3 separate regions of the Homo sapiens genome follow, and regions 2 and 3 are each linked to region 1. Evidence: chromatin loops called from intact Hi-C (ENCODE). Cell type or tissue: heart right ventricle. All regions are shown on one strand.

Region 1 (5,000 bases):
CCCAAGGCACTTTCCCCCATTAGAGACTACAAAGACCTTGCTATGGAAACCATTCATTTAACGGCAGCTGCTGTTCATTAGGGGTTTACAACATGTGCCAGCCTTGTCCCAAGTAAATGCAGTCCTTTCTGATATGACCTCACAACAACCCCATTAGAAGGGTGCTGTCACTAGTTCCATTTTACAGTTGTGGGAAACCGAGTTCTGGAGGGTTTTGAACTTGCCCACGGTCCCATCGGAAGTGAAGGTGGGATTGTGACACAGGCAGTCGAGGCTGGAGCCTACTCTGCACTGTTTTCGGGTCTGTTTGCCAAGCTGTCCTCTCCCCAGAAAGCACTTGCCTGGACCTGCCAATCCCTGTTCTATGATCCTTTCCCTGGGTCTCTAAGACTGGCTAGCCCCTTTCTGTTCACACAACCTTTTCCTAATAAGATGCAAAAGAAAAGAACTGATGTCAACTGACCAGACTGCAGGGGTGCCCCAGCCCTGCATCCTCAGATGACTCTGAATTCACCTTGATTGGCATATCAGATGTCCCTAAGCCCCTGGGTCACTCAGACAGCCTGGTGGTTGGCTCCTGTGGGATGCTGATCACCGTCACTTTTCTGAGGATGGGCTCGTGGTGAGCCTCCCCTGCCGCCCACCCTGCCCCCTGAAATATATATTTGAGAAGAGCCTGGCATGGTGCCGGGCACAGAGTGGGGACTTGATGCATGCCAGTCCCCTTCCTTCATCCTTTTTCTGCAGTCTTGAAAGAGTAGATTGGGCAGTGAGGAGAGGGAGATTTGGGGGATACGGTAAGAAATGGTTGGACTTCTTTTGGCACAGAACTTCCTCACTTTTCCTGGACATCCTCACCAGGGAACTGACCTGTGAAGGGCATGTTCAAGGTCAAGAGTCCATAACTTGGGTTTGTGGACTTTTAGGCTGTCCTAGAATGTACCTCCCTTCCTGAATGTACATATTGAATGTTGCCCGTGGGCTTAGTCTTTTAAGAAGATTCCTTTGGATTCTCAAGGGGCTATATGACTCATGAAAGCTTAAAAACTGCTGCTTGAAGGGAGCTTCCAAACATTGGCAGGGCCCTGTACACCCCTTGATGTTGTCCTGACCCTCTGTCTCATCTCATTGTCACAGCACAGTGTGGGGGAACAGTGGAGGAGATGGAGGGGGTGATCCTGAGCCCCGGCTTCCCAGGCAACTACCCCAGTAACATGGACTGCTCCTGGAAAATAGCACTGCCCGTGGGCTTTGGTAAGTCTCTGCAGCCCCCAGAGGAGACAGGCTTCAAGCCCAGACCCTTGAGCTTAAAACTACTGTCCGCCAAAATCTCTTAGCACAAACTTGGGCCAAGTCTGTTTAGTACTCTGCCTCTCTGTTTTCTCATCTGTTGACCTCTTGTACAATTGTGAAGACCAATTAAGAATGGCAGAGATTAACATATAGGGGGGAGAAAAATCTTAGGGGTTGCCATTATTATTATTTGAGCCATAAACTAAAATCCAGGAATGTGGAATGAGAAATTACTCGGATTATACCTAACTAACACTGTATCACTTGATATTAAAAATAAAAAATAAAAATAAATTACTCAGGGACTTAAAAAAAAAGGCGGGGGTGGGGCGGAAATCTGTCGTACAGAGACTGGACCTCAAGTTGTACTTTTAACCCCAGTGTCTAATTTATCATCCTAATTAAATTGAGCCAAATCAATGAGAAATCGAGTTTGCATTCTTCTTCGTATGCACATTCTAGCTGGCCTAGAGACTGGGAAGGTTGTTTTTTTGGTTTTGGGGGGTTATTTTTGTTTTGTTTTGTTTTTGGAGCTGGAGTATGCTAGGCATGGGAGGTTGTCAGGGTGTGGAGGACATCAGTGTGGGTACAAAATGTAATTGCTGGTGATCCACATATTATGCACTGGGAATATCATTTAACCCAAATGTCTCTGTTGAAGGGATGAGGGCTTTGTGCTGACATGGAACTGATGGGCCGTACGCACGGGTCATCTTGCCCAAGCCATTGCACTGCTTCTAGGAATGAAATGTCCCAAGGGGATTATGCCTGCATAGCCCTGAATGCCAGTCTGTGAGCCTCAGAAATGAAGATCTCCCATTTTATCCTTCATTATTCAGCCTGGAGTGTGATTAGAGATTAGGGAAGGGGCTTTTGGGAGAAAGCAGTCTAACTGGCCTTCTCTAAATCCGGTTGGAGGGGAGGAGAGAGCTTGGTGGCCCTCTGAAAGATGTTATTTTCTGTTCAGTACCATCTTCTGAAGGAAACTGGGTGTTCAGTACCATCTTCTGAAGGAAACTGGGAGCAAAGCGATGACGCCCTCGGCAGTCTTAGGAGACTCCAGACTTTGAGACATTAAGAGGATCTGGGAGACCCTGTACCTCTGCATCCAGTCTTGAGGCAGAACCAAGATGATAGAAGGTGGGGAGGGCAACATCCAAAGGCAAACAGAAGTTTGAATGAGGTGGCTTTCCCTGTAAGTCCTTATGTTCAGCCACCATTTTCACCTCTAAATTCTGGGTGCTAATTCAGGTTTCAGGGAAGAAGCTACTGCTGGGTCCAGTTGCAAAGGCCCGGGATCCCTTGCTTTCAAGTTAATGTTGGATTCTGCCGAGGTCCCTAACTTGGTACCTGGTCTCAGCGTGTAAAGAGCTGCTGCAGCTACATGCTGCTCCACTAGATGGCGGTCACAGTCCAGTTCTTTCCTTGGAGTTCAAGTCAGAAATTCCGCCATCCTTAAAGAGCCCCTTCTGTGGGCCTGCAGCCCGCAGGGCTCCTATATGAGGGGACGATGCCTGGGCAGTGGAATGGAAAGCACAGGCTCCTCAGATAATGTATACAAAGATGTCATCACAGCCTAACACGGTGAAAACCCGTCTCTACTAAAATACAAAAAATTAGCTGGGCCTGGTGGCGGGTGCCTGTAGTCCCAGCTACTTGGGAGGCTGAGGCAGGAGAATGGTGTGAACCCGGGAGGCGGAGCTTGCAGTGAGCCAAGATCGTGCCACTGCACTCCAGCCCGGGCGACCGAACAAGACTCTGTCTCAAAAAAAAAAAAAAAAACCATCACAAAATTATCTGCAACTTGGAAACAATCTGCATGTTCATGAGTTGGGGAGTGAACTGTATGGTTGGATAATTCATAAAATGGAATTAACATGCAGTTAAAATGAATGAACTATATTTTTGTATATTAACATGGATAGACCTTGAAAAACACAATATTATGTAAAAAACTGTATGTACAGTATAATATCATTTATGTAAATCTTGAAAACACATAAACCCAGATACATATTTAAGAATCCAAAACCATGAACTGGAAGGATAGCTTCCAAATTCATGTGATTGCTTCTGTGGAGGGCAGGAAAGGAATGGAACAGGGCAGGAGATGAAAGATCTTCAACATTAAGTGTCGAGTCTTTATTTTATTCTTTAAATGATCAGATGCAAAAAGAATTATACTCGTGCTTATTCTGAGCTTATTTGATAGCACAGATAAGCCAATTTTAAAAATGAAAATCCATCTATAATCTCATCGTGCAGCGATAATCACTAATGGCTTAGTCTCCCAGCGTTACCATGTAAGTCTCATGAAGACAAGGACCTTCTTGATCTTGCTCATCCTGTACAATGCCTAGCACAGCCCTGATGTACAGCAAATGCCCAGCAAATATTCCTAGCAGGCAAATTAATATTCTTCCATGTTTTATAATACAAAAATTAGAATTGTATACAGCATACTATTTGTCATCTGATTTTTACAATTATCAATGCAATATGGGCTTTTTCCTATGCTCAGTAAATATATTTCTTCAATAACATTTTCCATGGTGATCTAATTTTGAAAAATCTTATCAGTAAACAAACATAAATGTTCCCACCTTCGTTCTTGAAAGAGTATATTACTATGTACATTAAGAACTTAATTAGATTTATTTAACCTGTCAGGTTGCTAGAATGTCTTGATTAACTCACTAAGATCCCAAAGTAGAAACTTTATTTGGCTTCTTTATGGAACAGAGGGGACAATGTATACTTCTAAGCCCTACGTTTCTGAATTATCATAAGAGTTCTAGAAAACAGCAGTATTGAAGGTCTTGTCTTTTGATTAAGTATTGGGGGTGTTATTTTTAAATGAAAAGTTTATTCTAGCAAAACTATCTTTATGCTGATATTGGACATATGAATCATAAATTTAAACAAGTGTTGACCCTGAACTTTGTTTTCAACAAAATAAAATGAACTCCAGTGGAGCTCTGAAATGACTGATGCCTTTATTTTTGAATGAATAATACACTTTTAAGTTCAGCCCTGTCAAAGACAAGAGACTTGGCTGGACGGGCAATTCCCAAAGCCAGTTCTAGGAGCCTTGGCTGGGTGGGAAATCAGTAGCAGGGACTCATGGCTCTGGCAGGAGCTGCTTTCATGAGGCAGCACACTTGAGGCAGGACTGTGTTGCTTTGGGCACTGTCTGCCTCTGTCTTGCTCCCAGGAGCTCACATCCAGTTCCTGAACTTCTCCACCGAGCCCAACCACGACTACATAGAAATCCGGAATGGCCCCTATGAGACCAGCCGCATGATGGGAAGATTCAGTGGAAGCGAGCTTCCAAGCTCCCTCCTCTCCACGTCCCACGAGACCACCGTGTATTTCCACAGCGACCACTCCCAGAATCGGCCAGGATTCAAGCTGGAGTATCAGGGTAAGGACAAGGAGCACCGCCTTTGCTTCTCTGTCTATCTCCATCTCTTGCCCCAGCCACCCACCTTCCCAGCCTTCCATGTGGGGGAAAACAGAACACCATAAGGGGTGGGTTGCGGTGGCAGGCCCAGTCAGGGAAGCTTCCTTTTGGTGGCAGATCTCTCCGGACCCCATTTGTCAGCTTAAGTTCTCCCACAGCCTTTTCAAGAGTGGCAGGCCCAACAGCACCCTCTGAGGCTCCCACTCTGTACAGCTGTCCCTGGGCAAGTGGCCCATCTGTGCCT
Region 2 (5,000 bases), 240 kb after region 1:
ACATTCACTTCTGCCTCTTCCCTCCTAGCATCTGCCTGCCCTTCTGCCATCCGAGCGCCCTGACTGCGCCACACTGCAGGCCATGGAGAATGAGCTGCCAGTCCCACATACATCTAGCAGTGCCTGTGCCACCAGCAGTACCAGCGGGGCCAGTAGCAGCAGTGGCTGCAACAACAGCAGCAGTGGTGGAAGTGGCCGCCCCACCGGGCCCCAGATTTCTGTGTACAGTGGTATTCCAGACCGGCAGACCGTGCAGGTAAGAGTCTAATTGATCTGGGAATTATACTCCTTAATCATCTCCAGGGCTAGCAAGGAGGAGGTGTTGGCATGGTCTGGTGGGATAATCTAGATGTGGACTCTAGAACGGGCATATGGGAGTGAGTTCGTAGATACACATTTGTGTATAGTTACAGGGGGTGAAGGATGCAAAATGGCCCAATCAAGGAGTTTGGAGGACACGTGTGTGAAAGTATAAAGGGCAGACAAGTAACAATAACAAATAATACATGACCAAGAGCTGCTCAGCCACAACCCAGACCCACTCTCTAAATGACCATTGCCCGGTGAAGAACACATCTCAGTTTTTCAGAGACCAAAAGCCAAAGAGAACCCCCAAATAATCCTTTGTCATTGCAGCTTTTTACCTTCTCCCTTAAAGCAGCAGTTGGCAAATGTCATCCAGAAGGCCTTCCAGGTGGCGGCTCACTGCTCCTAAATGCAGTCAGGGCCATGCACTACCATCTGCTGTGTGCCTGACATGGTACTAAGCATTTTGCACGCTTATCCTTTTGGTTATTATTAGGCACAATTCTGTAGTTGAGAAAACTGGGGCTCAGAGAAGGTAATAACTTGTTCAAGGTCATTCAGGTAAAGACAAAAAAATTGAACCTCTCACCCCAGACCTGTGTTCTTAATCACTACAATGTTTTTTTGAGGTTCCTGGATAATACAGGCAGAAAAGAGAGACCACAGCTGAGAAGTGTTTACTCCCAGTGACTTTGCTATTACAGTTTGGATATACTAGAAAAGTGACCTCATCCTGCTTTGAACTTAGGCCCAGATAAGGGAACAAGGGAGAACCCACAACAGACAGTAAGAGGGCCTGAAAACCCAAGTTAAAGAAGATGCCATCAGATACCCTGGACTCTTCCCTCTCCCACTTATTTCTACCTCGTGCTTAGTGAATCCATGTTTCCTGCCCCTACCCTTGTCCCTAGCCCCAGCACCTGGCCCTGGCCCATCATGCATGAGAACCTTAGCTCTGATTTATAGCCACGGCATTCAGATATACCCACTCCTGCCACTCATCACAATTCTAGGCAAAAGGGGGTCTGGGGTCCTGTTCTGGCGAGTGGAATCACCCAAGGTTGCATGCAGAACCATCCTGGGCTCCTCCTGTCTCCCTTCATTGACATCTTCTCATGAGGAAGGGTCACAGGATCTCAACTACATGGGCTGGACTGCTGGGGAGGTCACTTTCAGGAGTCTAATAGAAAGGCCTAGGCAAAGGGAATACAGACAGATAATTCTGAGAGAGCAGGAGAGAAAAAGAATAGAGTTAAAATAAAACAGGGTATCGGAGAGGGGTGTTCACGTCAGAGGAGTGGAATCTGGGGGCAACATGTGGAAGAGTTGGGATGGGGATGTCTGGGGAGACACCAGAGCCCACGGAGGATCTGCTATAACAACAGGCTGTTTTTACAGAACCCCAAATCTGAGCCAGAGGCTGTTTTGTCCTAGAGCTGTCAGCCCTAGAAGTCACACCAACCTGGGGAAAGCCTGACCTGACCCTGGGCCCCGTTCTGGCAAGGCTTGCTCGCCGGGACAGGGCCCAGGGTCAGGAGCTGCCTGTGGCCAGGGATTCAGCAGAGGTAAGGGTAGAAAATAGGGGGAAGCCTGGTGAAGGCCAGTGCAGGGCATCAACTGGGAAGAGATGGCAGGAGGGTGACCAGTGGGAGAAGGGAGGAGAAATGTCTCTGGGACTCACAGGAAGAAGACAGAGGATCTTAGGGCTGGGGAAAGGCACTCGCTGTTCTTTGTTCCTGGGGATGGGGAGGATCAAAGGACAGCCTTTTGTCCTTTCCAGGAGATTGGCCAATCCCATCAGGAAAGAAGGAATAAGCAGTAAGGCCAGGGAATGGGAGACAGCAGCTAAAAAGAGGGAATGATGGAGAGAGAGAGGAAGGGAAAGAATTAAAGGGGGCCGGGCACAGTGGCTCACGCCTGTAATCCCAGCACTTTGGGAGACCGAGGTGGGTAGATTACCTGAGGTCAGGAGTTCGAGACCAGCCTGGCCAACATGGTAAAACCCCGTCTCTACTAAAAATACAAAAAAAATTAGCCAGGTGTGGTGGCGGGCACCTGTAATTCCAGCTCCTTGGGAGGCTGAGGCAGGAGAATCACTTGAACTAGGGAGGCAGAGGTTGCAGTGAGCCGAGATCACGCCATTGCACTCCAGCCTGGGCAACAAGAGCGAAACTCCATCCCCCCTCCAAAAAAAAGAATAAAAGGGGAGTGTGCTGTCCCTGTGGCACTGGCCTGCTCTGTAAGGCCCAGACAACCTTATTCTAAGGGATTGATGGGACTCTGAGAGGCTGTGGGCAGAGCTGGGGAGCAGCCCCAAGTCTGCCTTGCAGCCCCAGCCTCAAGAAGGAGGCATTGCCTCCACCTAAGTTTGCCTGTGGCTGGCTGTTGCTGAAGCTGGAGTAGGCCCCCTGCTGACTTGGCTCTTCCCTCCACCCCCATTCTTTTCCCTGCCTTATTGAGCTTCACTCTCATCTGAGGCTGCAGAGTGACAGAGGGAGAGGAGTGCCTGACAAGCCTGGTGGAGACCCTTCTGTCTCCCTGAGCCTCCCTACTGCCCAAGAGTTGGTTAAAGCACTGGCGTGCGGCTCTGATTCTCCTCACCGAGGCAGTTGATGCAGGAGCAGGCCGTGCTGGGGAGGAGCTGCAGAGAGAGGCAAGATAGACAAAGTTAGACATGATGAAGAAGCTCTGCGAACAGCTGTCCTCCCACTGCCCTAGAGAGTGGCCACAATTGGCTGTGGTGGTGGTCACAGATCTTGGTGTCTCCCGAGCAGTTATAGAGACCTGGGGTGGGCAAGGCATTACTGCCAAAGGGGTGTTCTGTGTGGCAGCTACCAGCCTGGCTCTTCCCCCTCCCTCCCTTCTCAGGTGATCCAGCAGGCCCTGCACAGACAGCCCAGCACGGCCGCTCAGTACCTGCAGCAGATGTACGCCGCCCAGCAGCAGCACCTCATGCTGCAGACCGCGGCGCTCCAGCAGCAGCACCTCAGCAGCGCCCAGCTCCAGAGCCTGGCAGCCGTACAGCAGGTGAGACTTGGGAAGGACCTTGAGGCTGGTGCCAGGCATCCTGGTTGTGGAAGCAAAAGGGAGAGGAAGCAGGCACCGCACCTGCGCTTCACATCCTTCTCTTACCTGCAACCTAAAGAAGTCCTTGTGACACGAGCACTACTGTCATTATCTCCTTTTGGCAGATGAAGGACAGAGCCCAGGGTCATGCAGCTAGTGACTATAGCGGCGGAATGCTAGCCCATGGAAGAAGTGCCGGGGAGCCCCTCTCCTAACCACCTTACCGCAGGTCTAGGGAAAGGACTGTGGGTTCCAGGGAAGCGTTCGTGAACGAAGGGCACTGCCTGTTTAGCTTGTCTGCCCATTGTTGCTCTCTCTCCTCCTTAGCTGAGAAGAACACATTCATTTATCCATTCAGAAAAACATTTTATGTACCTTCTGCATGCAAAGTTTGTATCAAGCACTGGGTATACTGAGCACCCTGTCTTCTTGGCACTTACAATAGGAGACAGCAAGTAAACAGGAACCAGAATAGCCAAGGAAACAAAATATTTAAATCTCTAAGTTACAATAAGCGCCATGAAAGAGAAGAACAGATTGTTCTGACTGAAGGGCAAGGTAGACGGCCTTGCATTGCATGGTCAGGAAAAGCCTGTCTGTTGGAGTAACACTGGAGCTGACACTTGAAGGATGAGAAGCCGGCCATGGGGAGAAGGGCAGTTTGGACACTCCAGCTCATGTCTGCAAATTCTCTGTGGGGGGCGGTGGCTGGGTGTGATGGCAGTGGCCAAGTGTGATGGCGGTGGCCGGGTGTGATGGCGGTGGCCAGGTGTGATGGTGGTGGCTGGGTGTGATGGTGGTGGCCAGGTGTGATGGTGGTGGCTGGGTGTGATGGTGGTGGCCGGGTGTGATAGTGGTGGAGTGGAGGGCTCCACACACCGAAGGCGGTGGCCTAATAGTTGGAGTGCTCAGTGGCAATGCCTTGCCTTATTCAGTCCTCTCAGCAATCCTATCAGGCAGGTACTGTTAGCATCCTCACCTATTCACAGAGGAGGCGGGATACTTGCTGTGGGCCACATAGAGGCAGGTTGGGGGCTGACCTCCAGAGGCTGTTGTCCTTAACACCAGCCTGCAGCACCTCCTGTGGATGATGAGAGCCCAGGAGTGACTGGGGGAGGTCTGGGACTCTAGCAAGAGGAGTTTGTTCTTTCCTAGGCAAGCCTGGTATCCAATAGACAAGGAAGCACTTCAGGCAGCAATGTGTCTGCGCAGGCCCCGGCCCAGTCATCTTCGGTGAGTAGAATGGGGGAGCAGCAGCAGAGTCCACAGCCCCAGGACCAAAATGCCCAAGTTCCCAGACCCAGTTGTGGTGAATCCGTGGCCATGTAGCATCATGGCTGGAATCTATTGCCCTTACCGGGAAGAAAAAGAAAAGGGCATGTCTCTTACTGACCTTTAGGTTAGTAACTCCCTGTCATCCTCCCAGTGTCAGGGCTCTCTGTGGATAGCTCAGTTCTCTCAACATGGGATCCCCCTGCAGCTCTGCACCAAGGTCAGAGATGGGACAGGGCTGGGGGATTGCTCCAAAGCCAAGGACCACAGACGTTCCTGAAGGAGGCTGAATAAACCAAGGAGCAAAAGAGGGGGGAGAAAGAAATGGATGAGGGGGACACAGCTCACCAACAGAA
Region 3 (5,000 bases), 390 kb after region 1:
CCCCATCGTTCATGCTGGGTGAGATTATCCATCTGTTTAACCCTCTAGGAACAGATCAGACACACCTTAAAGTTAAGGACCAGTTCTTACTCCCTCTGAAACACCAGCTTAGTGAAATGAAAAATGAATTGTCTTTGGAATGAGCCAGTACCTGGCTCTGACATTTAGTAGTTGCTTGACCTTGGACAGCTCACTTAACCTCTCTGAGACTTATTTTCCTTATGTAAAAACTAGTGATTACAAATATATACTTGCGCAAGCTGTGAGGATTAAATAAGATCTTGATGAGAAATGCCTGGTATAGTTTGGGCACTCTATGTTTTGAAAACTATGGATATACAAAGACGGCAGCAACCCTGTGGGTATAATCTTGGTGATGTGGGTGTGGAGGAGTGAGGCTGGACTGGTTCCTGGCAGCAGGGAGGAAAAGCCAGTTTGGGACAGGGGTGCCTGAAACTCACTGTGCAGTTTCCTTGGGCAGGCCCACCCCAAACCTGGCTTCAGCCCAAGCCTGCCTGATGGGGGCCCTTCCCAGGATCCCCACCCACAGTCAGGACAGGTCCTGGCCCGTACCTCACTCCTCTGCCTGCGGCTGGGGTTTGCTTAAGCCTCTTACATTCCGGAGGGATTGATAGGATTCCAGAAGCCACACCCACCACCCACTGCCAATCCCAGGGTTAGGAGAGAAACACCGGGTCTTGCCCTCCACGCCTCGGGCTGATGGTCGGCACCCCGCCCCCCAGCACCACCCTTCACATACACACATGGCCCTGTCTCTTCTTCACAGAACAGCACAACTTTAAGGAACCCCAAGGAGCCCTGCCACCCTCTTTCTGCTGACCCTTGCCCTGTCAATCTGATGGGCCACACCCTTCCACATTCCCCACAGAGCATCAACCAGTTTCATTCCTTTCCTCCCTACGAAACCCACAAATTCAAAGAACTTGCCCAGAATTCGTGGCATTAGGAGAACCATGGCTATAGGGTGACCTAACGGTGGCTGAATGTACCCACACCCGCTGGGTTGCTTCACCCAGATTATAGCTCCAAAGACTCTGGGTTCCTGGGACCCCATGTTGGAAAACACTGTTGGACAGATGGGGAAACTGAGGACCAGAGAGCAAAAGGAACTCACCCAAGTCATAGTCAGGCCTGGCTGGGCAGTGGTAGAACCCAGGCCTGCGATGCTGCAAGCCAGACAGACTCCTGAGGCCTGCCCTCAGGACAAATCAGCCACAGATGGCGCCTCCACACCCACAGAGGCACCTTCTGGTGGGTGCATGACATAGTCCAACATGACTGTAGGGGGGTGGGTTTGAAGGAACTGGGGACAAACAGATGGCTCTGCCCTGACTCCCTGACTCCTCAGTGTGGCCTAGGACAAGTGGCTTAACCTCTCTGAGCTTCTGCGTCCACATCTTAAAGTGGAGATCAATCACAAGGTAACTGAGGGTTAGAGGATGTAATGCTTGTAAAGAGTTTAGCAGGAGGCCCAGCATATGGTAAGCAATCTACAAACAGCTGTTATTGCTATCATTATTAATAAAAACAATGGAATAGAAGTCTATAATCCTGCCTTAGCCATGGCACCAGATTGGAGATTGAGGGAAACTCAGGACAGGCCCCCAAACCCCCCACTGCAGAGTCCTGTGACCTTACAACCCCTTCCCTGCCCACCTTTCCTTCCCTACAAAGCCCACAGCCTCCGGGGCCTGGGCCCAGCACTCACCTTCTGCTCCACTGCGCTCTCCCTCTGCTGGCTCTGATGATTCATCCACCCCCAGGCCATAGTCATGCCCATCAGAAACCCATTTTTCCAGTTTCCCCTTCTGAGCCAGGGGCCTCTTCGGCCATGCCTTGTTCCCAGTATAAGGGAGGAGTAGGGGGCCCTGAGCTGGAAAAGGGTATCTAGGGGGAGTTGGGGTAGCAAGGAGGAAGACGGGAAAGGAAGTAAGGACAGAAACAATTTCCTCCCTTGGCTTGAATTAGTCTAGAGCAGCTCTGATCCCTGGGCAGGGATAGACCCAGGTTTTTCAGGTGTGAGAGATGGGGAGAGGTCAGGCTAGAGCTGTGATTTGCCACTGCTGAAAGCATCCTGGAAGTCCCTCCAGCACCTCAAACTCAGCAGAATTCAAGCAGAACTTACCCCATGTCAAAACTGCCCCTACTCCTTGGCTGTCCACACAGTCCCTCAGATAGGAAACCTGGGCATGCCCCGTCTCACCCCTCTCCTGGCCAGCACATCTCACCCACGGCCATGTGCTGGCCTTTTCTGCCTGGGAACACCATATCTTCCTGTTGGGCCCTGCTGCCCATGCTACCTGGTTAGGTCTTCACGAGTCCTCCCCTTCCTCGCTGGGCTCCTGCCCTGCAATCTCCCTCCATACTACCCAGTGAATCTTTCTTAGACACAGAATTAATCAAACATGTGGGCAGGCTTGAGACAGCAGGAGCCAACTTGTCTCTGGTCCGCCGATGAATGAATGGCGGGCAGAGGTTGGGAAGTGGGCTGGGCAGGCCCACTGTGGGCTCACACTCACTGAGCGCCAACCGTACACTTTACCGTCATCATACCCAGTGAAGGTGGGTACCACTGGACCCATTTCACAGATGGGGAAATTGAGGGTACAGAGGTCATGAATGTCACACCCAGCCCCCAGCCAGGAGATGACAGAGTTGGATTTTGAACTCCAGTCTAACTTCAGAGCCTGATTCTCTTCAATGTTTAGAGGTTATCTCTAGAGACTAAGGGGAAATAATTTGTGTTTGGGGCCCTTAAGGGTCAGTGAATCAAGTGGCTTCCTGAGAAAGGAAGGAAGTCTCTTGCGGGGGGGCAGGGGGTGGTGTATGTGTGTGTGTGTGTGTGTGTGTGTGTGTGTGTGTGTGTGTGTGTGTGTATGTCCAGCTCCTGGGCAGACCTGTGCGTCCAGCCTGAAAGTGAATGTTGCTGCCACTGCTGCCCTCCACTGACCAGAGGCAGAACTGTTCCAATCTCTTGGGAATCTGACTTCACAGGGGACTACATTGCCCAACTCCACGGACCCTGAGAAACCAGATGGGTTAAGGTTAAATCCCTAATATACAAAGAGTTCTTAAAAAGCAATAAGAAACAAACAAATTTAATCCAACAGAAAAAAATAGACAAAGGACATAAACAGGCCATTTCACAAAAGAAAACATCCAAATAGCCAATAAGCAGATGATCAATTTCACTAATAACCAAATAAATGATAATAAAAACAATAATGACAAGTTCACCTGTTAGATTACAAATTGACAATGCCTTCTTTTAGAAAGAGTGCTGAGAAACAGGCATTCATGTATTGTCAGTAGCAGTGAGATTGGTACTAGCTTTTTGGAGGGCAATATCAAAAATTTTAATATTCACATTTTTTTTTGAGACAGGGTCCAGGCTGGAGTGCAGTGGTGTGTGTAATCACAGGGCACTGCAGCCTCGACCTCCAGGGCTCAAGTCATCCTCCTGCCTCAGTTTCTCAAGTAGCGTGGACCATAGGCATACACCACCATGCCCAGCTAATTTTTAAATTTTTTGTAGAGGCAGTATCTCCCTATGTTGCCCAGGCTGATCTTGAACTCCTGAACTCGAGTGATCCTCCCACCTTGGCCTTCCAAAGTGCTGGATTATAGGCATAAGCTGCCATGCCCAGCCCCTACATTTTTCTACCTAACTGTTCTGCATCTAGAAATTTATCCTAAAAATGCAAAAGAATATATGTTTAAAGGTGTTTGCTGCTACAGTGTTTATGGTCCATCTATGGACTATAGAGAAAAATAGGGAGCCACTAAAAATAAAGACGTAACTGGATTCTGCTCATGTTCATGCTGATCACGTTTATACATTTATGTAAATTGTATATTTGTATGTGAGTATGTAATCAAAGTAAAACTTTGACAGTAATAAGATAAATATATTTTTTACATAGATATCCATGACATATTATGGAGTGAAAAACTGAGATTGCACCATAGTTAAAATACTATGATCCAGTTTACATAAAGTTGTGGGTGTGTGTTTGTGTGTGTGTGTGAACATAAGGAGTTATCTTGGAAGACTGTTACCAAAATCTTAATGGTGGCTACCTTTGTATAATAAGATTTCACTTAAATTTTACTTTCTCCTGTATACTTCTCTTATGGTTTAAATTTCTTTTTAATGAGTCTATATTATTTTAATAATGAAAACAATAAAGTTGTTTTCATTCTGAAGAAAGAGAACAGTCAGAAGATCTTGCTTCCCCAGGTGGGGGAGCCCAGTGGTAGGATGGGGGTGGCCCTGCTAGGACAGCAAGCTGGTGGTTGGGATATTAAGGTGGGGTGCAGAGATCTGGAGCTGCATCTGACCCAGTGTAAAGTTGCCTGGAATGAGTCCTAGATGGTCAGAGAGGAAAACGCCTGCTGGTCTAACACCCTCTGTGTGAGGCAGGAGTGACAGATTACATGGCTCAGATTGGGCAAGGGAATTGGCCAAGGTTACACAGTGAGCTAGTGCTGAATTGGGCACCAAAACCCAGGCCTTCAGACCCTAGGCCAGGGCTCCTTCCTCACTGCTCTCACTTCATAAGGTGGATCTGAAGGTCAGAAGTTAGATCAGGTTAGGCAGCAGGTTTCCACTGAGATGGTGCTGTTACTGATTTGCTGGGAGTACAATTATCTCCAATTTAGCCTCCTTAGCACTGAGCCAGGAAGTCATTGCTCCCTGGGAACATCTTTGTGCCACGTGCCTGTTCCTGATGCTGAGCTGGAAGCTGGGTTGTAAGGGATGGATGGTGGCCTCTCTCCATCCCCAGTCTTCCTGCCTCCAGAACCGCCTCAGCAATTCATTCTCTACACCACCCTAGGGGGATTCCCTGAAAACTCTACTCCCACGCGTCGCCTCTGCTTGGAAAAGCTCTCTGTGGTTCCCCACCGCCCTTATTCAAGGCCTTCAGTGATGTGAACCCACCCTCCATTTGCAGCCCTTGCCCAGCCCCTCCAGCCAC

Evidence for each region. Peaks named below come from ENCODE experiments on the same cell type or tissue, not always from the same donor. Only the 100,000 strongest peaks of a DNase experiment are listed, where the experiment ranks them.
Region 2: it touches region 1 in a loop (6-fold over the local background); 26 of 110 quality-filtered maps call a loop at or near these places.
Region 3: it touches region 1 in a loop (8-fold over the local background); 24 of 110 quality-filtered maps call a loop at or near these places.

Annotation. Positions count from the first base shown.
Region 1 is chr1:33,610,758-33,615,757 of GRCh38, reverse strand. It overlaps CSMD2 (CUB and Sushi multiple domains 2), which reads left to right. Exons shown (of 71, transcript NM_001281956.2): 40 at 1,138-1,254; 41 at 4,508-4,717. Among named protein-coding and RNA genes, the nearest start is that of ZSCAN20, 140 kb to the right of the region's middle. In heart right ventricle, CTCF peaks have their summits at 2,483 and 2,693 (motif pointing right); a DNase peak (open chromatin) is centred at 2,697; H3K27me3 peaks cover 720 bases.
Region 2 is chr1:33,370,622-33,375,621 of GRCh38, reverse strand. It overlaps PHC2 (polyhomeotic homolog 2), which reads left to right. Exons shown (of 15, transcript NM_001385109.1): 2 at 29-256; 3 at 3,175-3,333; 4 at 4,528-4,605. The coding sequence starts at 83. Among named protein-coding and RNA genes, the nearest start is that of PHC2-AS1, 23 kb to the right of the region's middle. In heart right ventricle, no CTCF peak of the experiment used is centred here; no DNase peak of the experiment used is centred here; H3K27ac peaks cover 2,652 bases.
Region 3 is chr1:33,216,830-33,221,829 of GRCh38, reverse strand. It overlaps a transcript of ZNF362 not described here. Among named protein-coding and RNA genes, the nearest start is that of ZNF362, 37 kb to the left of the region's middle. RefSeq lists enhancers at 903-1,687, 1,822-2,422. In heart right ventricle, a CTCF peak has its summit at 3,011 (motif pointing left); DNase peaks (open chromatin) are centred at 629 and 2,939; H3K27ac peaks cover 529 bases.